Linked DNA regions of Mus musculus: all the other regions are linked to region 1. The links are chromatin loops, found by intact Hi-C in ENCODE. Cell type or tissue: left cerebral cortex. All regions are shown on one strand.

Region 1 (5,000 bases):
ACTTCCAAAACTTGGATCTCAAAGCAGGGATTTAATTTCTCATGTGTGATAACAATGTACATCAAACGCTGAAGGGGAGAGTCTTTCACCCTACAACGTGCCCTTCAAATTCTCCTCCATCTCCCTCTCTATCCAGTCTCTTCATTGTCATGATTTCCCTACGGAGCCCCAATACATAGCCCAGCACTCACAGGTCACCTCCTTTTGCCGCAAAAGCGTGTGGTATATCACACAATTGCACCATATGCTTTCTGCCGATAAGGACGGGAAGAACGGAATTTAAGATGCAGAAGTAAAGAGATACATAAAATGGCCACTTTTCCAAAACCGGAGACAGACAGGGCATACTTAAACATCAAATGCACGGGGCTACAAGAATAGTTAATTGAGGCAGATTAATATAGGAGATGGAACAATGAATAGATTATAAAGTTTTCCAGAGTCAGATACTATCAGGAATAATTAAACCTCACCCAAACCATCCTTAGTTTCAATGTTTGAAAAAAATAAAATCAAAATCTTAGCATAGCTAAAGTATTATATTTAGTATTATTTTATTCAGCAAAAACAGCAGTCTTTGTTCCATCCGCAGTCTGGATCTACTCCGCCTGCTTTTCCCTTACCCCACCCCAATCTACCCCACCCCCTTCCATCCACCGCAGTGATCTTGAAGAGAGCTGCAGAGGCCCCAAGAAACAAGAGATAACGGTCGTAGGCAGAGACCCCGTTACCCAAACCTCACCAGTTCAGGTCAGACGCACCGACTGGCCACCTCCTAAGGCCCCAGTTCCCAGAGAGGCCTGACTGGGGGCCTCTCGGGTCCCTGGGCCGCATCCGCCCACCAAAGGCCCACAAAGCCCCGCCAACGCCAAGGACTCCACAGCTTCAACTTCCCTCCGACCCAAATCCACTTCGATTTTATAGGATCAGAGTATGACACCCTAACTACAGAAGGCTAGGGAGAGATTCTGCGGCGAGCCATTACCAGATCACTTACACAATAAAGCGATCCAGAGGCGACGGCTGACCCTCCCCCCGGCCGCTCCGCTACAACGCGCCCGGGCCACATTTCCCGCCTCGTTCTCCCCAACGGCCCAGGCCTCGCCCGGTGTCCACCTCCCGGTCCACCACGGTCCCCAGCGAGCGTGGCATGAGGTCTAGCTCCAGCCCTCCTTCCCGAGACCAGCTCTGGAGCCTCTCATCCGTCGCATGCTCCCAAGACCATGCAGTTTCAGGCCACTGGTCCCTAAACCGCACAGATCCAGGGTCCGCCTTCTGAGTCTTCGGAGAACCTTTCAGTCGCACCCGGGGAAATCTAACTCCACCTAACCCACGGTGCAACCCACCCAGGGTCCCCTTTCCTTCCTGGGCCCCCAGCACCAAGATCACATCCCAGGACTCAGTCCTCTCCTAAAAGGAGATAGACACGCCGGGCGCCTCCGGCCTCTTATTAGGGCACTCACCTCCCAACCCCACGCTTCCAGGGATCCAATGCAACCAGGAGTTGGTCCCTACATCCCCATCCCCAGATCTCCATTCTCATCCCTTTCAAGAGTCGTCCTCACGTATGACCTGGCCCTGATCCATGAAGAGGTCTCATTCTCAAGGACCCCATTTCCCACCCCTCCAGGGGTCTCTTCATCTCCATACACTGGGGTCTCGTCATCTCCACAAGCTCCGCTCTCCACTGCCCAGTCTCCCTTTCCCAGCTCCCGCCTGGGCTCCGTCTCTGTGCTCCAGGCTCGCCCAGTTCCCCAGCCCCGGTTCCTCCCCTCCTGTTCCCTCAACCGTCCCCACTCCCGGAACGCCGCACTCGGACCCGGGCAACTGCTCGTCTCACCTTCAGCCGAAGATGGTGGCGCCGGCACACGTCCCCAGCAGCGACCACAGATCCAGCGTCTCAATTCCAAACCCACCGCTGCCTCCGCCGGGCTCCTTTAGCACTGCTGCTCGCGCCTGCCCCACCCACTCCCACCCTCATTGGGCCATCTCCACGCCCATCACTGCCGCCCCCAGACCCACTGGTCGGTTTGCGCGCCCATCTCCCAGGAAAGACGTTAGCAACCCGAACGAAGCTACCTTCCCAAGTCCCGCTCCCTCCACCCACCTGGAATGATGCTCATTGGCTCCCGCTCCCGACCTAGACCCACAGACTCCCAATCTCATAGGCTGCTACTCACGCCTGTCAGAGACTCCGGGAGGTGCGGCCGGGGCAGTGGCGGGTGATTGGCTGACTCTGGAGGGAGATGGACAGCTGAAACTAGGAGCCTGGCGATCCCGCGAGGCAGAGATCGCCGATCTTGTTGGGGTGTGCGCGCTGCGCTAGTCAGGGCTGGGTGGACAGTGGGGCAGGTGTACCGCAGCACAAGTCACCAGCTCCCACTGGTCACGTCTCTCTATTGCGTCGGGCCGCCGCTGCAACCCACTCGAGCGTTCTGCGGCCCGTAGGCTTGCCGCAGCCACTGGGTCCCTCAGCGGGACCGGCTTTCGCCGAGGAATCGCCAGCTCCCGGAGCTGCCTGCAGGGGCGGGGCCGGAGCGCGGTCCTGAGGCCTGACGTCACCCTGGAGCTTCAGTGGGTGGGAGCCGCTGCTTGCGGCTCACCTGCAGTGGGGGAGGGGAGCCTCTCGGGCTGGGCGCTAAAGCTCTGTCCTGACCGGGCTGCAACCCTGTGGCGGCCGGAGTCCCCCCTTACTGATGCTTCCTTCCTCTCGTGACCCGCCGCAGTTGGATGTTTGCTTGCTCTGCCTCTTAGGCAGGGCTGAGATTCCAAAAATACGAGAAGCAAACGGGCCTGGCAGAGAAGACCAGAGAGCGACTTCATTTGTTCACTCACTCATTCATTCCAGCTCTCTATGGAAGAGGAACTGGGTAGGGCTTGCAGGATTCCTGTGCTGTTGTCATAGCCCCTAGGGCTAAAGAACCAGTGGTTCAAGTGCCTTAGAAAGGTTCATGGACCTCAGGTGGGAGTGGGCTTCCAAAATAAGGAAACTGGAAAATTGAAGTTAAAAAAAAAATGTAATGAAATGTCTGCAGAATCTAGTCAACTCTTAATTATACATGTATAAATATAATAAAGTAAAAAAATCACAAGAGCCAAATGGATTATTGTTCTTATAAAAAGATAAATATAAAATACTTTATTTTAAAACTGCCTCAGGATTTTATGTATTTAGTATTGTATATATGTGTGTGTTTTAATGGATACTTTGTAAATGCCTGAGAAACTTCTAGACTGATTTTTTTTTTTAAAGTGAGAAAAAAAATGAAAACAAGGCAGGAAGTGATAAGAAAGGGTTGGTGGAATTCAGAGAAATCTCCAAGGCAGCTGAATGCAGAGCCCTTCCGGGGGAAGTGAGAATTCTTTGTCCTTTGTCCAGGTGCATCTGGTCTCCAACCCCACATGCCCACTAGGGTGGCTGCCCCCTTCCAGGTGTCTTGTGACTTTGGCACTACATGAAGAGTTCTATCCTTGTGAAGTCTACCGAGGAAGTATAAGTTAGTATAACGTGTCAATGATAGCCCTCTTATAAACGTTTCCGGATTTAGAAAAGACTCAGCCATCTCAAAGGCATGACTCTAAGCTTTGTTACCCAATGAAGTCATTTCTAAATGCTATATTCCATGCTCAGAGCATCCATACAAACGGCTCAAATAAGCCATCAGATCCGTGGTTTCTCATAATTTGAAACCTCATAATTTTACAACAAACTCAGGGGACCATTAGAGAGAGAGAACAAGAAGTTCACCAGAACTAAAACTCACACGGACATTTGTCTTGATGAGAACTCAATAGCAAACTGTCCCCAAGCGCATTTCTAGCTCTGGGGTCTCTTCCAGGTTTTCATCCGCCAGTTATCTCCCATCCAAGTACCCATCGGGCCTGGTCCCACTTTTCTTCTGGGATCAAACAGGATCTGCAGAGTAAAATGTCCATACATGTCTGCCTGGATGGGAGGAGAATTAAAAGAGTAACAGGCTCCAAGTCTCTCTCCTGCCCACCCATGCTTCAGCCCGCCACTTAAGAGTTCTTCCTAAGTTCCCTTGATCTGCCTCTTTGCTTCCTTCTTCTCCCTCATCTTCACACGTAGCCCCACCCCAACCCCCAGTCTCCCGCCATCCATGCCCCCACAGGCTTCTCCAATTCTAGCCCTCACCAGAACAAAGGGAACATAGGGTTTAGAATCAGGCTCTGAATGCAGCTCTGCCACTATACCTACAAACTCTATATACTGTATATTAATATTTGACAAATTATCTCCTCTCTAAAAGGAAGCTATAGCTGTATCCTGGAAGGATTCACTTATTGAATGAATATGTTGACTGGGTGAGTTACTGTATAAAAATAGTGACATCATGGATTAATAGGTAGAAAACTGCTTTTTTTCTATTGTACAAGTTCACTATGAAGAAGGAAAGGAAACCCTTGTCTTTGTCTGTAGTAATATTAGCTGGTGACGTAGGCTGTTTCTACTTCTAAAAGCAAAAGTTCACAGTCCATTGTTTGGCAGGGACTGGGTCAGAAGTCCAAACTCCTTCCCTCAGGGCAGTTGAGCATGTGAGCTTGTTTTGTTTTGTGTGTGCAAGACTGACAGGCAGCTTTTTTGAGGGGGGGGGGGAGGAAATGAATTCCAACATTTGAAAATTAAGAACTACCCAATATTGGTAGTCATTAGGGAACTGTGAATTGAAAGCACAATGAGATCTCACTTTACACCCACTTGGTGCCAATGAAAGAGTAAGAGCCACGGAAGACCCAGTGAGGACCCGGGGAAACAGGAACTTTGCAGTAAGACAGGAATGTAAGACACTACAGCCACGTTGGAAAATAAGCCTTTTCTTTAAAAGTTAAACGTGTTGTGTGCTTTAGTCCATAATAATAATAAAAAAAGAAGAGGTTAAATATAAATTTACCATACAATCTCACAATTATAGCCTTGGGTATCTTTTTTAAAAGTCAGGGTTTTGGGGAGATCCTATGTGCATACAAAAAAAAAAGTA
Region 2 (5,000 bases), 110 kb after region 1:
CTCATCACCCCCAGCCCACCGTAAATCCCTAATCCCAACTCCAGATATAGACCCAGCAAAATGACAATAAGGCAAATTATTTCTAAGTTTCACAAAAGGTGTGTGTGTGTGTTCTTTATCCAGTTAATTTGTGTGATGGTTTGTATATGCTTGGGGTAGAAAGTGTCACTATTAGGAAGTGTGACCTTATTGGAGTAGGTGTGTCACCTTGGACATGGGCTTTAATACCCTTGTCCTAGCTACCTGGAAGCCAGTCTTCTAGCAGCCTGCAGATGAAGATGTAGAACTCTCAGCTCCTCCTGCACCTTGCCTGCCTGGGCTCTGCCATGCCCCTGCCTTGATGATGCTGGACTGAACCTCTGAACCTGTGAACCAGCCCCAATGAAATGTCCTTAGGAGAGTTGCCTTGGCCATGGTGTCTGTTCACATCAGTAAAAACCCTAACTAGGACAGTTTGACACCATCCATTAGGGATGTCTCTATGCCCTCCACTTCTTACCTCACGTGATAGCTCGGTTTGGAGGGGCCAAGTGATGCTGCTGCCCTTAAAGAAGTAGAGTCATCTGCTCCTGGAATCACCTGTTATTCTGGCACCTAAGACACGTCCGTGCTTGCCTGTCAGTCAAATCACTGAGTCAGGGCCTGGGTGGTCCACACAGAACTTGAGACACCTCTCCTTCCCGTTCAGCCCCTTGGGAAGAATTCAAAGCTCTTTATGTTGTTTCCCATGGTACCTTATGTGAGTCAGTCTAGATTCCAGTCACTGACTATTATCTTGGAGGGCTGGCAGGGGGTGGGGGTGGGATGGGGTAGTTACTGTCTTTCCAGGCATTAGGGAGCCAGTCTTGTACTCTCAGCTCCGTTCTTCCTCTGTGACCTGCACACTGTCTTACAGAACTTCTCTCCACCTTCATCTTTATTCCTGGTCTTCTCCTTACCACCGCCCACAGCCCTCCTTTGCCTTGCTGTTTGCCTCCGAGGTAAAATTTATTCCGTTTAAGTTAATGATGGAATGGGTTTTGGATGCTGGAAGCCAATAGGGATGTTTTGCTTTCTGTCCCGTTTCGTTATCTTCTGAGACTGTTATCTGCTTCAAAGAAGGAAGGGAGGTCTGGGATACACATCCTTGGGGTACAGGGATTGCCTAACACACACAGGAGTCTGGCTTTGACCCACAACACTTATAGGAAAAGGGGAGAAAAAAACAGCAGAAAATAAAAGATATAGGTTAATATCCTGAAAGCAGCGGTTCTCAACCTATGGGTCATGACCCTGTAGGGGGTTGAGCAGCTCTTTCATTAGGGGGTCCCCTAAGACCATCCTGCATATCAGATATTTACATTATGACTCATAACAGTAGCAACATTACAGTTAGCAACAAAAATGATTTTATGGTTGTGAGCCAACACAGCATAAGGGATTATATTAAAGGGTCGAAGCATTAGGAAGGTTGAGAACCACTGCTTGAATGTGTTATCCTGGAACAGCACTGGGTATACAAGCTCCCAGGTGTCCTGGGAGATGCCCCTTCCAGCAGTGACTAAGGGTCCAAACCCCTTGGATCTTGTTCTCCACTGTACTTGCCTAGACCGGCCAGATCACTGCTGAAGGGAACAAGAAAACACAAAGAGGCTCCACTGCCAAAACTCCTTCACCTCTGACAGCTTCAAGCTGGCTACCATTTTGCTGCGTTTCCGAGAAAAATTAAATAACTTTGAAAAGCATACAAACAATCTGTGCCTTCCCTTTTCTGAGGCCTGAAAGGGTGTTTGAAGGTAAGCGGAGAGCAACGCTTAAGAAGAAGCCCAATGGCAGACAAAGGAAGAAAATAGGCCAACCATATCTCCTATGCAGGGATCCTAGCAGCCGCATTAGCAAATTTAATTTAGTTCACACAGTCTCCCGCCTCTCCTGGGAGAGTGTCTTCCACATGGTGGCCACATCTCTAAGACCCTTCCAGAGTGCAGCTCTCAAAATACATTTGCTGGGACCTCTGACTCAAAAGAGAAATTTGAATAGAATAACCAGGACCTGCATGCAAAAATCCTTAAATATTAGGAAATCTATTAATAAAAGTAATTCTATTGAAATTCTCAAGGGAAGAATTGAATTGTGATAGATAAAAGAGTCTGAACCCAAGAGATGATATTAACATTTGTGTCAAAGATATTCTTGCTAAACTTAGAGATTCGACAATCTCTTCACTGTCACCACAATCACTTCACATTGTTTTGAATGCTGTAGCTAGTGTGAAAATGACAAAAAAAAATTTAATTTTTCTTTTCTTTTCTGTTTTCTTTTTAACACAATGGCAGATGCTGTGATCACATACTATGAAGATTCAAGGGGATGGTTAATTCCAGTGATTTGAATTTAATGCGATGCTATGCAACTTACAGAAAGCATGAAGCTGATTTGTATGCACAGACGTGGGAGAAGTATGGGGACAAATGGAGTGACAGAAGCGAGCTGCAGCACGGCATGTCTAATAGGATGCAGCGTGTGCGCATGCGTGTGCCGGAGGCCAGGCTGGGGAAGGTTGTCCGCGGAGCTCTGGAGACAAGAATGACTTGGGGTGGGGAAGCCGTTTGGAACTTTTAAAAAAATATACTCTCCGTATCGTTTTTCTAAAAGTGTCTTGTATTGTTTCATTTTTTTTTCATAAGAACTATATATATTTTTTCTTTTGGTGTTTTCTCTCTCTCTCTCTCTCTCTCTCTCTCTCTCTCTCTCTCTCTCTCTCTCTCTCTCTCTCTCTCTCTCTCTCTCTGTCTCTCCAAGACAGGGTTTCTCTGTGTAGCCCTGACTGTCCTGGAACTCACTCTGTAGACTAGGTTGGCCTCGAACTCAGAGATCCACCTGCCTCTGCTTCCCAAGTGCTGGGATTAAAGGTGTGTGCCACCATGTCTGGCATAGCTCTTTGGTTCACATCTGGGGATCCACCATACTGTATTCCGATCATTTTACATCTCCATGCCTGGTGACAGAAAAATCTCTCCTCATCCTTGTGAAAACTTGACATCTCTGCTTTTTTCCCCTTCATCTCAGCCACTATGGTGGGTGTGAGGTGATACCTCACTGCAAAAACATGTTCCTTGTTTTCATTATGATGCTAATAGTGAATCTGTTCGATTATCAACTGCTTAGACAATGTAGATACAGCCAAACCTCTATTTATCCCGGTGTTGTGTTTCATAGGTGATCATGCACTCATTAAACATTTCTGTGCAGTGCTGCGGTGACCTGTAAAAGGTGACCAACTCTCCGTCTTTTTACACAAGAGTGGACCTGATTGACTCTGAAGAGTTTTGGCCTCTCCTGTCTGATCTGAAAGAAGTCTCATCTAAGGAGTAGAAATATAAGAGACTCAGAGGCATCCTGAACAAAGGCCATCTTTATGTAATGAATAGCACAGCAAATATGGTAACTACAGGGACTGTGGCGCTTACTCTTCATCATTTACTGGGGTCTCGCAAGGGAGAAACATGTCTTCTGCCTTTATTGGCTCAAAACAGCACGCAAGGGCTGGTGAGATGGCTCAGTGGGTAAGAGCACCTGACTGCTCTTCCAAAGGTCAGGAGTTCAAATCCCAGCAACCACATGGTGGCTCACAACCATCCGTAACAGGATCTGACTCCCTCTTCTGGAGTGTCTGAAGACAGCTACAATGTACTTACATATAATGAATAAATAAATCTTTAAAAAAAAAAAAAAAAAACAGCACGCAAGCCACAACCAGATATATACCCACATGTTGTTTACAGAATATTTGGGGTACAGGGTGTTGCTTTCAGCACTCGGTCTTAGACCTGGTCCCCACACCTCACAAACACAAACATTGTCCTGAGTCAGGAATGTGAATGGGCCACAAAGGAAGTCGAGGAAACTTGGTACAACCTAGGCTGCCCATTCAGCTGAGCTTGCAGGGATAATCCATTTTAGAAGTCCAAAGCATAGTAAGGTGGATTGCAGTGGGTTTTTTCTTAGAAGTTAGTTAATTCTGGGGGCTGGAGAGATGGGTCAGTGGTTAAGAGCATCTTTTGTTGCTCTTCCAGAGGATCAGGTTTCAATTCCCAGCACCTACTTGGTGGCTCTGTGACCCCAGTTTTAGGGGAGCTAATGTTCTCTTTTGGCCTCAATTTGAAGGTATGCATATGTTACACAGACATACATGCAGGCAAAACACACATGCATATATGCTTAAAAATAATAAAGAAGTTAGCCAATGCTGAGTGGGTTGAATATACAGTGTGTCAGCAGATGACCACAAAGCACATTATTATATTAACTTGCTCATAGGTTGTGTGAAAGTTTGATTTGTGTCTTAGTCAGGGTTTCTGTTCCTGGACAAAATATCATGACCAAGAAGCAAGTTGGGGAAGAAAGGGTTTATTCTGCTTACACTTCCATACTGCTGTTCATCACCAAGGAAGTCAAGGCTGGAACTCAAGCAGGTCAGAAAGCAGGAGCCGATGCAGAGGCCATGGAGGGAGATGTTCTTTACTGCCTTGCCTCCAGTGGCTTGTTCAGCCTGCTCTCTTATAGAACCAAGACTACCAGCCCAGGGATGGTTCCACTCACAAGGAGCCCTTCCCCCTTGATCACTAATTGACCTTACAACTGGATCTGTGGAGGCACTTCCCCCACTGAAGTTCCTTTCTCTGTGATAACTCCAGCCTGTGTCAAGTTGACACAAAACTAGCCAGTACAATTTGTAATGGCAAACTTTAAAGAAAGCATTTCTTAGAAAAAACATTTCCACACAGTAGCTCTGACATGGCTCTCCTAGGCTGTGAGTAGGTCCTAACCAGCCAGCGGGAGCAAACAACACACGGGTTCTGGTGACTACATAGTGAGGAAGGTGCCTGCAAGGCACTGCCCTCAGCATCACGACCCACCACCACAAGTGACTGTGAGTGGGGGGGGGGGGGGGCAGAAACGAGCTGCTCCCACAAGACCTTCACTTACAGATTGGTTGCTGTTCCTCCCAACCTGGGGCC
Region 3 (5,000 bases), 69 kb after region 1:
AAACTTCATGCTATATATAAAGGTATTTGAATATAATTTGTGCACATTTAGCATACTTTAAGTTTTCTCTAGATTGCTTAAGTCCAATGTAATATAAATGCTATGTGACAGTTGTCACATTATATTATTGACAGAATAGTGCCAAGGAAACAAAGTCTCTCCACGTTTAGAAGAACCGCTGTCATTGTAGGCCTAACCACACACACACACACACACACACACACACACACACACACACATACACATACACATACACTCAGAGACTCAAGACAATTCTTAAGCAGCAGGTGCTGAAGAGAGATGTGGGGTGACTTGAATGGTGGGTGGGTACAGCTGGGAACACCAATACCGCATCTTTTTACTCCAGGGGATTCACTGTAGTGCTGTGTGCCCTACATTCCAGCTTTGCTTCCTTATTGGCTGTACTGGGAATGAAGCCCAGGGCCTTGTGCATGCTGTACCACAGATCTATACCCCAACCAATGCTTTTATCATTGTTTACAGTTATGGATTTTAAAAAAAATAATCTTTCTAGACTTTTGATCTGAGCTTGGTTGAACACACAGTTGCAGAATCTCCAGGTAGGAAGGTCAACCTTATATCTTATCGTGTGTCTGAGATCTAGCCCAGACCCAAACATCAGAATCCTTAGGACTGGTTCAGGCACTGGGTGCTTTGAAAGCCCCTGGTGTGCTCCTGGGAAGTAGGTTTGAGTGCTCTGAGCCAGACACCCTGGAAGTGCTCTGCCGGAAGCAGACCTCTTATTTGCAGCAAATCAGAAACCACATTTTATTTGCAGTGTGCTTACTCTCAGGATGCCAAGGCTCTTGGTGTCCTCCTTGCCCTTGCCCTTGCCAAGATGCCCTGAGAGCATCTGAAAGCTTACCTCCTCAAGAGTCGTTAAGCCCTGTGTCATCAGGTAAGCTCTGGGCCTGCAGCATCAGCCCTTGCTGGGTAGCAGCTCTTTGCAGTTGTACTTTTGGAGCCTGGGTAACCTTGGAGACTCCTCACTGCTTTGGGCTAGGCATAGAAATCGAAAAATGGTCCAAAAAAAAAAAAATGGCAGAGCAGAGGATGGTTTCTGCTGTGCTTTTGGGGGTCCTTGGATATGGACTGGGATTCCGTACTTTTAGACTCTGAAGGGCCAGCTTCCTGTGTCACCAAGCTTGACCCCTTCAAATCAGTTTCAATTGCACCCAGGGAATGCTGGGGGCACCTTTGCCAGCCTTGGTCAGATGGGAAGGGTGAGCCTTCCCAGTTCTGGAAATGAGGGGATTTTGTCTGTGAGTCCCATTTCTTTGAATTCTGTTCAGCTTCCACCTGGCCTGCTTCACCTGAGCAAAGGGTTACCAGGGAAACTCCGGGATACTACAAGGGGCAAAACTGGGAGAGTGAGCAGGGGACCTCTGAGATGGGGGTGGGGTGGGAAAGACTTCAAGGCGCCTTGAGGGAGGGAGATTAGAAGGGAAGGGGAGGGTGGCTGGGAGATCAAGGGCTAACAGATCTCTCCCCCAACATTCCTCCCGAAATTTTTTGTCGTTCCCTTGGTTATAAAAGAATAGCAATTAGCAAATTCAGTAAAAAGAGCCAGAAATGGAGACTGTTTACGCATTTGGGGGCCAAGATGTATTAGTGAAGGAATGTGTTCAGAACTATATATAACCCCTCTGCAGGCCCACCCACCTGTCCGGCCGGGTGAGCGATGGTCTGTTTGCTCTGGGCTGGTATGTAGTTCATTTCACTCTGGGAGCCTACCATCAGAGGAGGAGTCTCGCTGCCAGTAGCTCTCGGTGACCATATATGGCAAAATGATATATGTGATAAAAAAGAAGCCAAATTCTCCGGTTGCGTCAGCTCTTGGAGCACGCAGTCTGTCGGACTCAAAACCCGTTCCAGCCCCTCTCAGAGCCCCCACCTAGCTGCGGAAACCTAAGAGTCTCAGTGATTGGCTGGGGGAGGTTGAAGGCGGGGCCACCTCCCCTGCTCTCTTTTTCTTGGGTTCAGACCAGGGCTGACTTTGCCTTAAGGGTCAGCACTGCAAGTACGTTTGACTTTTTTTTTTTTTTTTTTTTTTTTTGTCTTAAACCAGGAAGACCAGAGCCTATGTGATAATTCACCCCTGCTCTTCCCCAGGTCCCCAGGAAACAGCCTGGTGCAAGTGTCTGAATGCTTGTGGCCGCTGAAGGCAGATATAGTAACATCTAGGCTCTCCTCATCCTTAGCCCTAAGGATAAATTGAACCCTGTGGTCTCCAACAACCCCTTCATTTCCCTGAACCTTAACCCACTGTGATAAAATTGATTTCTCTGGGGGAGGGGAGATACTTTGTACGCGCACATACATGCTCCATTTCCATATATATTTCTCTTCCATATCCTTTTAGTTTTCCTCTTCTGCCCTGCCCAAGCAGTCAAACCCAGTGTCTCCCTGCATAAGATAACCTGCACTGAGGTCTGTGCTGGAGGAAGGTGACCAGCGCGCACAAGATCGAGGCTCTCTAGCAAGTTCTCCCTGGAGGAGCGGACAGCTGCCGTACAAGGCATCCAGCCAACTATTAGGAGGCTTCTGGAAGGAACCAACACTCTGAAGCGAGTCTTAGAGGACAAACAGTAGTTAACCTCTTGATGGATGGGCCCCCGGGATTGAAAACCCCAACTGAGAAAGTTTATGAGCGAGGTTGGGAGAGAGGGAGGAGGCAGAGGCAGAGACCCTACATCGGAGGTGTTAAAGGGTCTAGAGCTCCCACCACCTCCTCTCACATTTGAGTCCTCCATCCTAAACAAATTTACACACCCACAGGCCAGGTGTGTCCGCGCGCGTGCGCGTGTGCACACACACACAGAAACAAACACCTGAATGAATCAGCTTGGAATGGGAAAAGGCTATTTTATTTTAGTTCACATTTCTAAAGGTTTCAGCCACAGTTCGCTTTGGGCTTGGGGCGTGGCGTCTGATGTTAGAAGCATGTGGTGGAGCATGTAGTTCATCTCAAGGAGGCCAGGAAGGACAAAGAGTTAAGGGAAGGAGCTGGGATTCTCTTGTTCCCTTAGGGAGCCTGTCTCCAAATGGCCTAAAGATCTCCCCTTTCCTGGAACCTCTAGTTCCATGAATCCCAAGAGCACTTCCCTGGAAATCAAGCCTTTGCTGTGTGATAAGTTATTTCTCTGTCTGTGAAATGAGCCAATTCAAATCAGATTAGACTAGATTAAACTCAGGTTTATTGGAAAGCTGCTCACCAGCAGGCAAGTTCTTTGGCTTCAAAGGAAGGAGGCCAGGAAAGAAGGGAGAGAGAAAGAAGATGGGGAAGAGAGAGAAAGAAAGGATGTGTGAGCAGAGAGAGGAGTGAGAGCAGGGAGACCAAAATGTCTGGATTGTATTGGGAAGAGCCTTTGAGGAAGGGCAGCCCAGCCCCTTGGCTGGAAAGTTCAGGGTTGAGGGCAGGGTAGGCAAGGGGGTAGGGAGACTGAAACATGCTGAGAGAACCAGGATGCCAGGTCTGATTTATGTAAAACGTTCACCTCAGCCCCTTATCCAGAGTCTAAAACCAAACCTCGGGGAACCTTTGATGTGAAGAACTTATGGACCTTTAAAGACTCATAAGACCCAAACATAGTCTGCTTGTTTGGAAGCCAAAACTGAGATTCCCTAGAGAGTACAAGACAGTTGAGCATCAAATGGGGAGGTTGGACAAGCTAGAGCTGTCTGTAGAAGGAAGCGATGAGCAGAAGTGAGCACGGTGGGCACGGAGGTTCCGGCTCTATTCTCTCTGTTTGGGGATATTCGCAAACTTCTGCAACAAAAAGTAAAGAAGAGAAACAAAAGACAAGTACCAAAGATGCTGCGCAGGTCCCCCTGCTCCGCCCAGCTAAGAGTGAAGCCCAAGGAGAAGGGAATTTCATTAGGCTGCACCCAAAGGATCTAAGGTGGGGTCTCTCTTAAGATCTGTTCTCGGGCTGGTGAGATGGCTCAGTGGGTAAGAGCACCCGACTGCTCTTCCGAAGGTCCAGAGTTCAAATCCCAGCAACCACATGGTGGCTCACAACCATCCGTAACAAGATCTGACTCCCTCTTCTGGTGTGTCTGAAGACAGCTACAGTGTATTTACATATAATAAATAAATAAATCTTTAAAAAAAAAAAAAAAAAAGATCTGTTCTCAACACATGATGTGGCAGAAACAGATCTCGCTGAATTACTGTGACAAATGTGATGAGGCTGTTTCTTTGGTTATGTGTCCTTTGTTATATTTTGATATTAGTTACTATTCGTCTCGCGAAACAAACTGGAGTCTGTTTCCTCCTGCTCAATTCTCTGAAGGAATTTGGCTGATATGGGTGTTATTTCCTTCTCTGGTGTTTGAGAGAATTCACCAGGGAAACAGTTTTACTTCGAGATTTCTCTCTTTTCTAAACAGTGTTATTGAGATATCATTGACAATAAAATTAGATATATTTAAAGCCTCCAATGGTGTTTTGGTGTCATACAATCTAATAACCCTCACAGCCCAGATAGTTAACATAGCTGTCTTTTCTAATAGTTACTGTGTGGGTATGTGTAGATGTGAGAGAGATTTTTAAGAGCTATCTGCTTTGTAAGGCTGGGGAGATGGCTCAGTGGGTAAAGTGTTGGCTGCACAAGGCTGAGCCCCTGAGCCCCAGCACCCACATAAAAACAGGGCACAGTAGGGTGCTGCTCTAACCCAGCCCTGGGGGATGGAGACAGGCAGCTCCTAGGGGCTCACTGGCTAATAAGCCAAAACAGCAAGTTTAGTGAGAGAGCTTGTCTCAAAAAATAAGGGAGAAAACTTATTGAAAAAGACTCCTGATATCAACTCACAAGTACACACAAACACATGCACACACACACACACACACACACACAAACACACACACAATACATATGTGAGCTATTTCCTTTGAGTGTGATAAGGAATTCAATGTCCCCAATAGATAAGACTACTAGAATTTATTTTATTGTGTTCATTTTTGATATTTTTTTTTA
Region 4 (5,000 bases), 60 kb before region 1:
AATCCAAGGCCTGTCCTGTCCATGGAGCCAAATGCCCCCAACATAACTCCAACCCACACTCCTAAAACTGGAACACACACACTCTTAGGGCATGCAATGCATAGTGAGCAACTGCAGGACACAGCCTGTCCCGAGAATGCTAATGTTTAAACCAAATGAAGGTGAATCCTATGGGGCAGGACTCTAGTTTGCCCAACGAGGCAGCGTCATTCCCCAGGCCTAGAGTGCAACCTGCACTTAGTATTTTGATGAAATGGACCCTGTCTCAAAAAAAAACAAAGAAAATACGTTGTAAACAGAAGTCATACTAGTGAGAAGCATTCTGCCACATCCCATAGAAATAGCAAGTTATAAAAAGGACAACTCATTACACCAAACCCAGCTTCGTTATCATACCCTTGTGGGGCCATGAAAGGCAGCCTGTTTTGGTTGAATGAGGCTTGCTCCAGAGACCCAGTAGGAAACTCTACAAGGGACGGAACAGTGAGCCACATTCCTAGAGACAGATGCCTGACACCACAGAGCCCCCAAACCCATAATTCTGTGACTATAAGTCACGCAGTGTCCCAAGCTTCTGGCATTCTGACTAGACTCCACTCCCAAGGTTACCTGACTATAGCCAGGTATGTTCCGCCCCACAGTTACCTGGCAACAGCAAGGTTGCCCAGCCCACTATAAAAGGGGCTGCTTGGCCCCTCCTCTCTCTTTTTAAGATCTCACCTTTCTTACTCTTATCTCTAGCCCTCCTCTCTCCCTCTCTTCCTCCCTCTCTTCACATGGCCATGGCCAGCCTCTCTCCCTCTTTCTATCTTCTCTCTTTCTTCCTGCCTTTCTACAATAAAGCTCTAAAACCATAGACTGTCTCTGCCCATCAAGGCCTGCCGTGCTTAAAACGATGGGATAGGCTTTCCCCTAAAGAGCCTCGTCTAACCTCCCGCCGGAAGACCTTCCTGCGCTCCAGCCATGGACTGAACCAAGGACTCTTGCCTGTGTGAGAACCACCCAGTGCCCCCTCTCTCCCTGCCCTTTCCTCCCTTCGGTCCTGGGAATGGCCTAACTGTCCCCGGGGGCCCCCATTTTGTTCTCAGCTCTTCTGTTGTCCAGCAGTGTAGTGTCTGGGATGCCCGAGACTGAGAACCTGGCCTCAGTGAGGCCCAGAGACCTCCGACTGCCCCTTGTCCACCGCCTGGCAGGCTGGGTTCTGTGGCTTCCCACAGCCAGACACCCTCGGGGAGTAGGGGGGCGCATGGAAAGCATGCGGCAGTCCGCCTGTGTCTGCCCACCCAGAGCACCGGAACTCTGGCGGGACGCCGGTTTTCTCCCACTCCCTTCATTTCCCCACGCCCGTTGCCCTGCACCCATTGATTTTCAGCACACACACCATTTGTCTTAGTTAGGGTTACCATTGCTGTGATGAAGCACCATGATCCAAGGCAATTTGGGGAGGACAGGGGTATTCGGTTTACACATCGCAAGTCACAGTTCATTGAGGGAAGCCAAAGCAGGGCCTCAAGCAGGGCAGGAACCTGGAAGCAGGAGCTGACGCAGAGGCCATGGGGTGCTGCTTACTGGCTTGCTCACCATGGTTTGCTCAACCCGCTTTCTTATAGAACCCAGGACCAGCAGCCCAGGGATGGCCACCCTCAAAGGGCTGTGCCTTCCCCCATCAATCACTAATTAAGAAAATGCCCCCCAGGCTTGTCAACAGCACAAGTAAACAGAGGCATTTTCTCAATTAGCTCCATCCTCTCAGATGACTATAGCTTCTATCAAGTTGATATAAAACTAGCCAGCACCCCACTACTTATGCCAGTCTCATAATAGAATGACTGGCAAAGATAAAGAAATACACAGAGCGTATGCAACTATGTTTCCATATAAAAACATACAAAATGAGATACAATCACTTTCATATGTGGCTACCAGAAGTATCATTACATCTATTAACTAGCCTTTCTTAACATCTAAAAAGGAAAAAAACAAAACAAAACAAAACAAAACAACTCATTAGCTTAAGTCAGGAGACATTTCATGAGAAATCTGAAGAAGCCCAAGCTTTTGGGCTTTTCAACTTACAAAGCGAGATGAGTTATCATTTTTCACAGTCTTCGCATTTCCAAAGGATTCCAGAATTGGATTTGCTTGTAAAAGCTGCCGTTCAAGTTCCCCCTAAAAGACATCACACATACACATAGACACACACACACATAAATAAAAACAGATGTATGTTAATCTCCTGTCTTTACTTCGTACTTGGGGTGGAAAAGTCCTACAAACTCCCCCACCTCCTGACACTTTCGCCCTGCTGCCATCAGTGACACTGCTGGCTCCTATGCCTGCTGTGACAATGGGTTCCACTGAAAGAAAAAAATATCAGCATCCAGAAAAGGGTCGGGAGAAGAAAATGTCATGCTGGACAGATAACTTTTTTTTTATTAGATATTTTCTTCATTTACATTTCAAATGCTATCCCTAAAGCTCCCTATACCCTCCCCCCACCCTGCTCCCCAACCCACCCACTCCTGCTTCCTGGCCCTGGCATTCTCTTGTATTGAGGCATATGATCTTCGCAATACCAAGGGCCTCTCCTCCCACCGATGGCCATCTAGGCCATCCTCTGCTACATATGCAACTAAAGACACAGCTCTGGGGGGTACTGGTTAGTTCATATTGTTGTTCCTCCTATAGGGAGGTTGTTCCTCCTCCCAGGGCTCCTAATGAAGGAGCTAGAGAAAGTACCCAAGGAGCTAAAGGGGTCTGCAATCCTATAGGAGGAACAGGTAACAATTTTAACTGGGCAGAAAATTAAACATCGCAAATGGTTTCCATGAAGCGAAAGCAAGTGCAATACTTGGCTTAAGAACTTGGCCGCTCTTGTTTTGATTCTGCTTTAGAAGAAGCCTTAAGATGGCTGACTGAATAATCTCCACCACACTGCCATTCTCCTGAGAGCCTTCACACAGCATGGCCACAGTGTTGAGGCAACAGCGCCACCTCCACGTCAGAGGCTGGCAAAGACGGCAAGCAAGGCACTCACTCCACTAACAAGTACAAAACTCGGCATACAGTAAGCTTTAGTCAATCTCTGTATGCAAATTAGGCTACAAGACAGATCTCACAAATGAGAGGCATCGCTCATGAAGCCCAACAGAAAGCTGCAGGGGAAGCTGATGACAGGCCTGGCCAAGAAAAGCACTAGAAAGTGAGGTTGTGTTTGGGGAATGTAATTTCAGAATTATTTTTTATGATCTAAATAAATCTGTCTCCTCTCCCCCAATCTTATCCCCATACTTTAAATTGCCCACATTATTCTAGACCTAAAGAAAATAAATAGAAAACCATAGCAATTGCTATTCTCTAAGCAAAAAAAAAAAAAAAAAATCCTCATGTAGGGTTTTTAAGTTAGTGGTCATCGAGTGATGCATGACTCATGTCACTATCAAATCTCAAAACAGGAATAAATGCATGCTGTGGTGTTACCTCAGTATTCATGGATCTGGGGCATCAGCAAGGCCAACTGAAGACCTCGGTCTCAGAATCCCCCTGATGGGGACTCTGATGTCATGCAGTTTGAAGCCCAGGACAGTGTTCCCAAGGCACCCCCAAAGCATGAGGACATGCTCCTGATGTCTATCTGGATGGCCCATATTCTCACCGGCCTTATCCACAGCCTACCACTGTGCTCAGCTGAACACAGTCAAGGACTGCTCCTGGTAATTCATTGCCTAGTGTCACCTGACTTTCTGGGCACTAGGTAAGATGCCCAGAGCACTCTCTACAGTGAACCTTAGTTTACTGACTTAAAGACTTAAAACTGTTTTTATGGAAGTCTCTGTATATTATATGCTAACAATTTTCCCTTTTTCTCCTTTTCTTTCTTTCTTTCTTTCCTTCCTTCCTCCCTCCCTCCCTCCCTCCCTCCCTCCCTCCCTCCCTCCTTTGGTTCTTTAGAGACATTATGTAGCCCTGGCTGTCTTTGAATTTACTATCTCTAACTCATAAGGATCCACCTGCCTCAGCCTCCTGACTGCTGAGATTTGAAGGCATGTGTCACCACTCCTAGCCATTAATTTTTCTTAAGATGTTTGGAATCCTGAACTAAATGAGATTACTGAAAGCTATTATTACTAGGGTCTGGTATCAGCTGGGTAGTCAGAGGCAGAGTGCCTGCCTAGCACATGCAAGGTCACGGATTCAACCCCTAACACTGCAGAGCTGGGGCACAGGGAAGACTGTTACTACTCTGTGAGCAGTCACTCCCCTCAGTGTGTTGTGACTGAGACCTTGCAATGCTGTAAGCACTCTAATTCTGCACCAGTTGTATGACCCTCCAGAGGCCCCTTCTTGTCTTTGCTGTTCAATTCAGTCTGTGGGATTGGAATGCAGAAATTGTCAGGGAAACTGATGCTGTGGTCAGTGAGGTGCCTACATGAGCCAGAGATCTGAAATACAGATTTCTTAAAATCATGCACCATCCTTCCAAATTATGATAAGAAGTTTGACAATCTCTTTTAAGGTGTTTTCCTAATTTAGAGGGGAGACAAGTACAACACCCCTGGTTTCCCTCCCTTAAGCATGGCAACAGGGATTCTTGGGGTCACATATATTTCACAGGTTCCTTTCCCTGTCTCACCCAGGCAAGAAGTGTTTGAGCCTAAATGTATAAGAAGTCCTAAAAAAAAAAAAAAAGAAGTCCTGAAGCATTCTAGTAGTGCCTGGGAAGGGAGTGGGGGTGACCCAAACGCTGCAGCTTTAAAGTCAACGTGTGGACCAGGATTCTGGGTCACTGCTGCTGGCTTTACGAATGGTGTCATGGGACTGTTCCTCTCCTAAGACAGCGGAGACATCAGGAAGATCAAGAAAGATCTTACACAAAGCTAGTATCTTAAAACTACTGTCACAGTCATAACTAATAAATTAATTATGTAAATGCTACTTCTATCTCTAAAAACTACCAGGGAACAATGACAACTTTTTGTCCCCACTAGAGCTAGGCAAGC
Region 5 (5,000 bases), 130 kb after region 1:
TATCACCAGATAGTGATCAAGCTTCCAGTTCTGAGCCCCTTGATAGACACACTCAAACTGGGTCTAGACCATGACAGCATGTAAGAAAGAACATTTGGATAATAGAATCGTATCATTATGCACATGCATTTTTTTTAGCTAACAGAGAAAATGTCCACAACCTACCAAAAAAAATTACAAAGAGCTGGCAATCTTTAACTATAGTTGAAGTATAATGGAATGAAGCAAAAAAAAAAAAAAAAAATTAAATAAAGAAAAAGAGCACTTAAAAAATTCTGTGCTCCTGAAAACTTGTTTGCCAGGAGTAATAGCTCAGGCCTTTAGTCCTAATACCTGGGAGGCAGAGGCAGATAGATCTCTGAGGGTACAAAGCCAGTCTGTTCTACAGAGTGAGTTCCGGGACAGCCGGGAATATGTAGAGAGACCCTGTCTCAAAACAAAACTGAACCCGAAACAAAACAAAAGCTCTGTGTTGTTCCTGGCCAAAGACTACTAAAAAAATAATTGTCTCTGAGTTAAAGAGGAAATGACAAAATGATTTGTATTAAGCCCCTTTATATTGCTAATAGTATAATATCACAGAGTGGATAAGTCAAAAAGGTTTATGTTGGTTAGCAGGTCTGCTGGTAAAAATGATGATGATGGTGGTGGTGGTGATGATGATGATGGTGGTGTGGTGGTGGTGGTGATGGTGTGTATAGTATATAGGGTGCTAATGCGCCATTCATGTGGAGGCTGGAAGTTAATTTTGTGGGCTCAGTTCACCCTTCCCACCCTTATGTAGGTTCCAGGCATTAAGCTCAGGTCCACAGGCTTCCGCAAGCAAGTGCTTTTGTGTGCAGAGCAGTCTTTCCCACCTGAGAGAGTTCCCGTTCTCAGGGTGGAGCCAGTACAGCCCATTGCTTGTGTGGGTGTGTCATCTGCCCATCTCTCTGTGTCTCTCTGTGTCTCTGTCTCTCTCTGTATGTCTGCCCCTCTCCTCTATCTCTGTCTCTTTTTAAGGCCACCATGGGAAAGTCACGTCGATAATGTTACGGAATCCTAATGACCTCTGTAAGGTCTCACCTCCAAACACCACAGTTAGATTAAGTTCCCACCTTCTCAGTATCCCACAGTATCCCACGACCGCACTTCATCCCAAGGTGAGTTTTGAAGAGTACAAACCTTATTCGAGCCCTAGCGCAGGCTGCTCTGTTCTGCTTCTTCATACAGTCCGCACATTAGACTCTGACCACACACCTCTGCGCTTTGCCGTGTGCCCTTTCTCTCTGCTGACTGCCTTTACCCACCGAGCCATCTCACCCATGCCCAAAGCAGGGGATTTTAATTCAATGAGAGCAGAGACTCTTGGATTTTCTTCAACTTGTTTGGCATCAAATCGCATCTTCCCCACTTCATAGAGGCTCCAGTGAACACTTAGTGAATCGGACTCATAAACACCACGAAGCCCCTTTGAAATCACTCACACCAAAAGCTGGGGAGAGTGAGAAACTTGTCGGAGGGGAGGGGCCTGAGGAGCAGGTAGCCAGCATCTGCGAAACTGGCTTATTATTTGTGACTCTGACCTCATGTGGCCCCTCAACCATCCTAGGAAACGCAAGGGATTCATACTGTCATTTCTCCTGTTTCAGAGTGAAAGCCGCGTCAGGGTAACCTGTGTTCTCAGGAAGCGATACCCACGTTTACTCAGAGCTGGTGCGACCTGTTTCTTGCTGGCCAATGCTAGCGAGAATCTGCGTTGCGGATTTTCAGATCCCTCTCTTTGACTTGTTTCCTGCCTCTAAAAAAATCTAACTCGACGCTTCATCTCATGTTTTCCTATTCTTGCAGCCTCGGAGAGCTGATGGGCTACGGGGCCGCCTGGCATCATCGTCTGCTGGAGCTTTGGGAAGGGCATGAGACCAGGTTACTGGAGGAAGTGGAATCCTAGTATGTTTGGTGCCCCCTAGTGGACTGCTTCCAACCCTCTGGCCCAGCTTCTCTCTCTCTCTCTCTCTCTCTCTCTCTCTCTCTCTCTCTCTCTCTCTCTCTCTCTCTCTCTCTTCCTGCCCTCATTCCCTTTAGACCCTTTTCAACAGTTTATACACTCTGACTTCTAGGGGAGAGGTAGAAAATGGTTCTTCAGGCTTAAGAGGATGGTACCATCCCTTGCAAAGAGCAGAGAGTTGCAGATGCTCGAGGCTGCTGTCTGTGGGGGTTGGTTGACCTGGGGAAAACGTTACTGGGTGCCATAGAACCCTCACGCCTATGGTGCCTACCAGGCCCCTGAACTGGAGTCACATACATACAAAAGCATCAACTCCTGTAGGTTATTCCTCAGACTCAGACACCACCAGCGGGGCCCCTGCCTTGAGGACAAACCGCTTGGCCAGTAGACTGGGCATGGGGCCCCGTGTGCCTACTGGGCATGGAACCAGAGACTTGGTGCCAGGTTAGAAGAACAGAAATGAATTTTTTTCTTTTTGTTTATGTGTATGAGTGTGTGTGCACTAGGTGTGTGCAGGTGCCCATGGAAGTCAGAAGGTATAGCATTCGTTCCCTAAAGCTAGTGTCACAGGCCTGAACTGGCCAGGGTGGATGCTTGGAACTAAACTATGGTCCTCTAGAAAAGGGAAAAGTGCTCTCAGCCACTGAGCCATCTCTCCAGCCACTGTTGTACCTATAATTTTATGATCTGTGCATTGCTCTCAGATCTGGTACTGACAGCTTTGTGATCTCCCCATCTCATGGACACATGATTGCTGAAACCTTTTTTTTTTTTTAACTGTTTGTTTCATTATTTAGTCAACAGCCAGAGAGACATTCTGATTGTATCTGTGGGACTCATTTCTGTCAACATCGCAACATTGTTGCTCTTTAGTACTTTCCCTCTTTCTGGATGCAGTGCCTTCTCTCGTGGACATGCCATGGTCACTCCAAAACAGATCTCAGTGCTCAGCATCCTGTGTAGCTCCAGTTCACCATTTACAACACAACCCTCAGGAGAGCGTCAAAAACTAGAGGAAGGCCGAAGGAAGGCTGTGGGCTTTGCTGGGTCATATGTACGTCCAAGCCATGGATCTACTATTTAATTATTACGATCCTGGGCAACTCGGTCAGCTCATTTCTGCGAGCTCTGGTTTATTGTAATTGAACATCGCTTTAGGGAATTGCAAACATGACTGCATGTGGATATCTGGCACAGAGGCAAAGTTCAACCAGTATGCACCCCTCCTTTCCTTCTTTGGCATACAGGATGTTCACATCTGCCCAGCCTTATTTTATTTTTTTATGATTCCTCATATGAAATCAACCCCCACACAAGCTATCCCTGCTGTGGTCCTACCCCACCTAACCGCTCCTTGCCCAGAGTAGTCTCTCACTATCTAAATTAGTTTAGCATAGCAGTTGAGAGTATGGACCTCCCAGGTCGGACAGATATGATTTGAACTTTTACCTTTCTGAAGTTCAGCCATGTCACTCATGACATGAGGGTATAGTAATAGCTCACTTCATAAATTTGGTGTTCTGACTAAATGAGAGGACCTTTGTCAAGTTCTTAGTACAATGTCAGGGAGGTTTGCTAGCCTGGGAGCCCAGATTTGCCCTGAAGCACCAGGCCACCCAGAACCTGCTAACTTCGGTATTTCCCAAACATCTCCTAGGGAGTACCGTTTCTGCAAACGTTGTCAGGCAGTGATACACAGGGATTGGCTAAGATCAAACAGAGCTAAGTAGGTCTGTTAACTACAGAGCTCCCGAGAGCCCCGGGTTGCTAATAAGCGGTGTATGTCTCTAAGAGGTGGCAATAACTGTCATCATTTTCGAAAGCTGTGGGGCTGCAGAAGCCTTTGACCACTTTCCCTAACACTCCACCCACCCCACTAGGATTGCCCAGTCTACAAAACCCACTCCAAATAAACGTGAGTGGAACAGCTCATGGCTCGCTAGGTACTTACTCTCTGCTTCGCCAGAATCATGACTGTCAGAACGTCATGACGTCACCTAGAGCCACCAGGTTGGGAGATAAGAATTAGATGGACTTTGACCTTGTGACATTTACCTGACTGTCTAGTTTGAGGAGATGACAGAATGTAAGTCACAATTCAAAGCTGAGTCTTTGACCCTGCACCTCCTTCTTCCATATGTCGGTTTATCTCACAATCTTCATGGGTTTTGCCTGCCCTGCCCCATGCTTCTTGAATTATCCACTGCTTAAATGTTGAACTTGTTCCATCTCATCCTGTCCATCTACCTCTGCCACTTCTACCACTTCTTTTCTTCTTTCCTTCCTTCTTTCTTTCTTTTTTTTGGTTTTTCAAGACATGGTTTCTCTGTGTAGCCCTGGCTTTCCTGGAACTCACGCTGTAGACCTGACAGGCCTCGAACTCAGAAATCCGCCTGCCTCTGCTTCCCAAGTGCTAGGATTAAAGATTCGAGCCACCACTGCCTGGCTCCATCTACCACTTCTTAGTCTGCCCCTCCCTTCTAAATTTTCAGCTTGGTTCCCAGCTAGGTTTTGCTATGGTAGCAACATGGCTGCCTCCAAGCTTCTGTGGCCACACAGACAGAGTGGCGTCATCAGCTCCATCGCCCAGGGAGGCTTTCCTGTTGGTGTTACTCTTCCAGTCAGCTTATCTCCCATGCTCTATCCGAACCAAAGAGCACGGCCCTGGACCAGCTTGACCACAGGGTTTCCCTGTGTCCTGGAACACCTCCTCTGGCCCTGCACTCTTGAACCGCAGCCGGTTTCTGCTTCACCTGGCCGGAAGGCAAAAGCCAAAGGACCAACCAGGGGGGCAGCAACAGAATCAAGAGCTCTTTGAGAGCTTAATGAGAACAAAGTGACAGACCCCAGAGTAAAGGGAAGGCAAAATTAGAAGATTTTAGAATGTGAGCAATAGGCAAAATACTTGGCAGGGGGAAAAATCTATCTCATGCATGTAACTCTGTTTTATTCATCTGAGGCCAGTCAACAGTTGGCTGCTGTTTGGGGAGTTGGCACTGTACTTTTCTAGTCC
Region 6 (5,000 bases), 120 kb before region 1:
CAGCTCCTGAATGAGTTTAAACTGAGTTAGGCTCTGGCCATGGTCAGTCCCCTCATGCTTTCCACACAACCAAGCAGCAGTCTCTATAAGGAAGGAGGCCAGATGTGCTACAGGCCCAGTAAACAAAGGCCACCAAGGAAGCGCTTCACTGTCACTGGTGTGCAGTGGCTGTATCCCACCATCCTTGCATGTTCCCTACAGTCATCGAGCACAAGATTCAACTCTGAACCCTACAGAGACACTGGCCACACCAGATCACAGCTCGTTCAAGGCCTTGCAGCTGCTGACCATGGTATGCTGAAGTACAGAGCAACCAAAAAGCAAATGGAGTCTGTTTGGAAGTCTAACCACACTTTTAAATTAGTTGTGGATCAAAGAAGCCATTCATAGAAATAAGAAAAATACAGCATTGCGACAGCAAAATTGCCCTGTGTCAAAGTTTGTGGGATGAAGAAAAAGAACCTTAGAGGGAATCTGTGTCTCAGAGTGTATGGAGACAGGAGCCATCAACCGTGCTGGGGCATGTGTGAGCGTGCTCGAGGCCCCGGTTTCACTCCCTGACGCACATGCATACACACCTCACAGAAGGAGAAAAATATCCCACAGGAAATAAATAAAACACAATAAAATAGAAAATATGAAAGGACTAAAAGCTGGCACTCAGGCTAAGCCTGGGCTCGGCTCCATGTCTGGTCCAGTTTTCATTTCTCAGCCTCTCCCGGACTGACAGGGTCTCAGCAGCGGCTGTAGCCTGTGCTGGTGAGTTCTCATGGCAACTGTTGTCCAGCCAACATTTCAGGTCATTATCTTTTGAGAAAATCTGGAAAATGTATAGAGAGAAATGCACTCTAGGTGCCTTATTACTTGGGTAGGATTCTGTCCTGCCTGCTACGTATGATGGAGACCTTCGTAAAGGATGAGTGAAAAGTGCTTGTTTTAAGATGTTCCGCTCCAGAATTCAACGGAACCTGCCGCTCTTTCTGTAAGGGGACAGCACTCCTGTGTGAGACAACATCCCTCCCTGGGCAGGCCTCACCCATCCCACCCCTTTCCCTCAGGGGAGCATTCTAGAAGGCTGTCTTACTAATGAGCTGTTGTGCCGTTAGCCAGGTAAAAGAATATGCACAAGCAAGCAACAGAGCGCTCGCTCGCTAGCAGGGGTGCTGAACTGAAATCACACCATCAAGGCCATAAAACACATTTCCTGTAGTCTCAGAGCGACTCTAAGGACAAAGCAAAGATACCTCTTGCAGCTGAAGAATTTCTGCTTCTAGACTCTTCAGTTTCTTTTCACTTTCTTTGGATTGAGCAAAAATCTCATCTCTAGATGCTCGAGCCTCTTCTAGTTCACGCTGGTAATCCTTCATCTGTGCCTGAGGTTAAATAAGAAAGGCCTTTCAGGGAGTGACGTTTATTCTCAGAATTGCACAAATGCATTCACACAACTGTATCACTTAGTTAGCTACAGTAGTGGCATCTGATATAATCACCTTTTCATTATAAAAATTCAACCAGCTATGAAGAAAATGAAGCTTTAATGTATGTTTCCCCCGACAGACAGATCATCAAATAGGGATGTCCAACCTCAGTCTCTACTTAATCCTGAAGTTCAAAGGGCGAGAGGCGAGCTGTGAGAGTCGCTGCTACACAAACATGAAGGTAAAGTTTGGATTCCCAGCACCCACAAAAGCTGGCTGAGCCTGGAGTCCCCGGGCTGGGGAACAGACAGGAGGATCTCTGTGGCCTGCTGGCCAGACATCTCCTGGCTGCATCTGAACTCCAGCTTCAGTGACAGGCACTGGAGAAACGAGCTAGAGCATGACTGAGGAGGACGGAGAGTGTGATTAGAGCTGAGAGTCCAACTCAGGATAAGCATCCCAAAGCAAAAGGACACAGATTCTGTGACCTGGGAATATCTGATAAACAGCTATTAAACACATTCAGCATTATATTTTTGTAATGAGTAATATTTTTTGTAATTATCAAGTCAAAATAAAAGTTTGAATTCAGCTTCAAAAATTTAAAATTTTGTATGTGTGTGTGTGTTTAGCCAGTTTGTATGCCGATGCACCACGAATGCAGTACCCACGGAGGCCAGTAGAGGGCAGCACGAGAGCCACCATGCAGTGGGTGCTGGGACCCAACCTGGGTTGGTCCTGGGCAAGAGCAGCAAGTGCTCTTCTAAGGTCAGCCATCGCCAGCTTTAGAGAGCACACAAAAGTGGACCCTCTGCTCCTAACCCTGCGGCTGTGCATGTGTGCAGCTCTGAGCAAATCACCACTGCCATCTCCTTCATCCTGGGGCTGTTCATGCACAGTCCTGCCTTGGCTAAGATGTTGAATGGATGCATGAAGATGTAGAATTATGAAGTTAAAGGAAAGATTTTTCTGAAGTTTTGGTCACAGTTTACACCTCTTTCCTTTCCCATCAGTGCCTACACCCAGCCAGGAAGAGCAGGGTCAGCCCACACCGTACTTTATCATGCATACCGCTCCTCTTCTCAGCGAGGCTATAGAACTGTATCATCCAGGTAGCAAGAGTGATGCTTGCAGCTGTCTGAAAATTACATTCCCAGCAGTGCAGGAGGAAAGGGACACCACTTCCCTTTGGAGACAGAGCTAGACAGTGAAGTTGTTGCTAAGGGCATTTAGGGGCACAGGACCAGATTCCAGCAAGGACACTCCTCCTGGCCACCATCCCCAGCTCTGACTCAAAAGAAAACCCAGTAACCTAGGGGACAGCTGCTCTGGTCCTCATCATGACAGTGGCTCGGTGACAAGGTGACAGTTGGGTGCTGCATGGTCTTCCAGCTTCAGTTTCATCTTGGTTCCAGTAAGGCTATGTGGCCTGTCCCACCAAGGTAAGCCTGCCATCCCTACCTGAAGTTTGCGAAGCTGCTTGATCACTTCATCCCGGGCTTTGTTCGCAGCCTCGATCTGAGCCTCCAGGTCCTTCAGGTCTATCTCCATCTTCTTCTTTGACGCCACAGCCAGTGCCCGCTGTTTCCGCTCATCCTCCAGCTCTGCCTCGAGCTCCCGCACCTGAAGGACAGTGTTGGATTACGTTATCCTGGGCTCTTGATACTTTGGCTAGGGGAGCTTGTCACTTTGCAGAGGTCCCTGTTACCAACAAGTCCCTATGTCTTATTAGCAGGTCTGGGCTTAGTTCAGAAGGTCTTGGAAACCACCCCATGGGAGAGGCCACGCCTGCTGGTAGCACTAGGGGACCCAAGAGGGAAGACCTTAGGCTCACAGTCCAGGTGACTGAGTCAGAAAGATAGGAAGCAGAGGATAATGATTTAACAAACAGGAAAGACGCCTGGAGCACAGGGCAGCAGTCCAGAGGCCAGGGGAACAGGCTCAACCCTAACCCTAACCGTGTCCTGGAGCGAGGGAGCTAGGCCTGACTTATGTGTCTGGGATCCATGCTGCAGAGCTAGGCTCGCTCAGGTTTTGGGCTTCAGACCAGGCAGAAGCCCCACTTGATAGACCAGCAAAGGGAAGCTAGCAGCTGAGGCCACAGGAAAGCTTTAGAGCACACAGCACACAGGAGGAGAGGAAGATACACAGACAAACGTGAGCTGGGGTAGAGCAACACACCCCATCCCCCATGGCCACTCATTCTGGGGTGTTCTTGACGCTTTAGCTGTACCACAGGACAGGATGGCACAGTCCTGGTTACTTGTACCCTTGTGTGAGGCAGAGGGGGTGGGTGGGAGAGGAGAAGCGGGTGTGTGTGTGTGTGTGTTTATCATTTCAGTCCAACCCTAATGCCTGTACTAACAATGAACTAAAACTGTCCAGACTGGGAGCTGTGCCGTGAGCTTCCTGGTCTGTCCTGCATTTCCATTCATCCAGGAAAAACTCCCATGTATGTAGGTGCCCTAGGTGATCTTGCAGTGGGGGCTCTGAGCAGATAGATCACTTGTCATGAACTGGCAAAGTGGGAAGGGAGGTGCTCTTTGAGTGACACCAAGAAGCCTAAGGGGGGGTCTTCTCCAAGGGGAGACCATGGATCTGTTGCACCTGCTCCTGCAGACGACCAGGAGGAGGAAGGGACAGATGGTTGCTTCCACTGTGGTGAGTCTCCGCACCTGACTGTATGCTGCAGATCTGGCTCTGCTGCGCTTGGGATAAGGAGGCTCTTTAGGTATGGAAACTGCCCTGAGGTTCTTCAGTGTGCTTTAAATACATCTATCAGTTCTTGGAAAATTGTCCTTGAAGAGGTCCTGTGTGTGGGCTGAACTTGGGACTCACTTCTAGAGAAGAGGACGAGAGGGATGAACTGTAAAGGCACAGCTCTCGCTGGCTTCCCTGGGCCTTTTGCTCTTGGGCAGGTGGCCTCCACAGGGCATGCGAGCAGCCTTCAGCCAGGCTGCTAACAAGTGCTGAGGTTCCTGTCCATGCTGGGAGGGTGAGCGCATGCGTCACCTCCTCCAGCCCAACCCAGGCCACCCCACAGAAACGGGACGCCAGAAATGTGGCTTTAACTCACTACGTTTGGCGTAAGTTAGTCAACAATAAAGAATGAATCAAGTTAATGTTAGTGAAACAAAAGTAGTAAAATAAAATTAAATATAAATCAAGACTGGTTTCCATGAACTCCAAGGGACACTCAAAGTATCCAAAATCACTTTCAAAGCACACGCACACACACACACACACACACACACACACACACACACACACACACACATACCTCAGAAACATCAACCACAAATTTCCTTAAGATCTATTTATTTAAATATTTTGAGCGTTCTGTCTATATTTAATATGACATGCATGCCTAGCTGAAGGCCAGAAGAGGGCATCAGATCCCATTAGAGATGGCTGTGAGCCACCATGTGGGCTGGAAACTGAACTCACGACCTCTGAAAGAGCAGCCAGTGCTCTGAACCACTGAGCCATCTCTCCAGACCAATCGTGAGATTCTTTTTAGGTTTAAAAAATGTAATATAAGCCAGGCACTTGGAATTAAACTCTGAGTTTGAGTACATAGAG

Evidence for each region. A loop is a pair of places that touch in the nucleus more often than their neighbours do. Peaks named below come from ENCODE experiments on the same cell type or tissue, not always from the same donor. Only the 100,000 strongest peaks of a DNase experiment are listed, where the experiment ranks them.
Region 2: it touches region 1 in a loop (4-fold over the local background); 11 of 42 quality-filtered maps call a loop at or near these places.
Region 3: it touches region 1 in a loop (2.1-fold over the local background); 5 of 42 quality-filtered maps call a loop at or near these places.
Region 4: it touches region 1 in a loop (2.3-fold over the local background); 2 of 42 quality-filtered maps call a loop at or near these places.
Region 5: it touches region 1 in a loop (2.4-fold over the local background); 5 of 42 quality-filtered maps call a loop at or near these places.
Region 6: it touches region 1 in a loop (2.5-fold over the local background); 2 of 42 quality-filtered maps call a loop at or near these places.

The regions. Positions count from the first base shown.
Region 1 is chr11:68,689,023-68,694,022 of GRCm38, reverse strand. Myh10 (myosin, heavy polypeptide 10, non-muscle) reads right to left here and starts at 2,108. Exons shown (of 41, transcript NM_175260.2): 1 at 1,841-2,108. In left cerebral cortex, CTCF peaks have their summits at 1,912 and 2,522; DNase peaks (open chromatin) are centred at 1,277, 2,159, 2,506, 3,524 and 3 more places; H3K4me3 peaks cover 3,377 bases; H3K27ac peaks cover 3,114 bases.
Region 2 is chr11:68,580,892-68,585,891 of GRCm38, reverse strand. Ccdc42os (coiled-coil domain containing 42, opposite strand) reads left to right here. Exons shown (of 2, transcript NR_155283.1): 2 at 2,316-2,628. Among named protein-coding and RNA genes, the nearest start is that of Ccdc42os, 3.6 kb to the left of the region's middle. In left cerebral cortex, no CTCF peak of the experiment used is centred here; a DNase peak (open chromatin) is centred at 2,461; H3K4me3 peaks cover 311 bases.
Region 3 is chr11:68,620,506-68,625,505 of GRCm38, reverse strand. No RefSeq gene overlaps it. Among named protein-coding and RNA genes, the nearest start is that of Ccdc42, 36 kb to the right of the region's middle. RefSeq lists an enhancer at 1,332-2,031. In left cerebral cortex, no CTCF peak of the experiment used is centred here; DNase peaks (open chromatin) are centred at 1,865 and 2,387; H3K4me3 peaks cover 801 bases; H3K27ac peaks cover 1,622 bases.
Region 4 is chr11:68,749,111-68,754,110 of GRCm38, reverse strand. It overlaps Myh10 (myosin, heavy polypeptide 10, non-muscle), which reads right to left. Exons shown (of 41, transcript NM_175260.2): 6 at 2,077-2,169. Among named protein-coding and RNA genes, the nearest start is that of Myh10, 60 kb to the right of the region's middle. In left cerebral cortex, a CTCF peak has its summit at 2,995; a DNase peak (open chromatin) is centred at 3,008.
Region 5 is chr11:68,563,542-68,568,541 of GRCm38, reverse strand. All of the region lies in intron 1 of Gm40036 (a long non-coding RNA gene), which reads right to left. Among named protein-coding and RNA genes, the nearest start is that of Gm40036, 3.8 kb to the right of the region's middle. In left cerebral cortex, a CTCF peak has its summit at 1,938 (motif pointing left); a DNase peak (open chromatin) is centred at 1,915; H3K4me3 peaks cover 554 bases.
Region 6 is chr11:68,805,166-68,810,165 of GRCm38, reverse strand. Myh10 (myosin, heavy polypeptide 10, non-muscle) reads right to left here. Exons shown (of 41, transcript NM_175260.2): 34 at 2,880-3,041; 35 at 1,245-1,373; 36 at 1-6. Among named protein-coding and RNA genes, the nearest start is that of Ndel1, 45 kb to the left of the region's middle. In left cerebral cortex, CTCF peaks have their summits at 2,096 (motif pointing right) and 4,806 (motif pointing right); DNase peaks (open chromatin) are centred at 2,110 and 4,847; H3K27ac peaks cover 341 bases.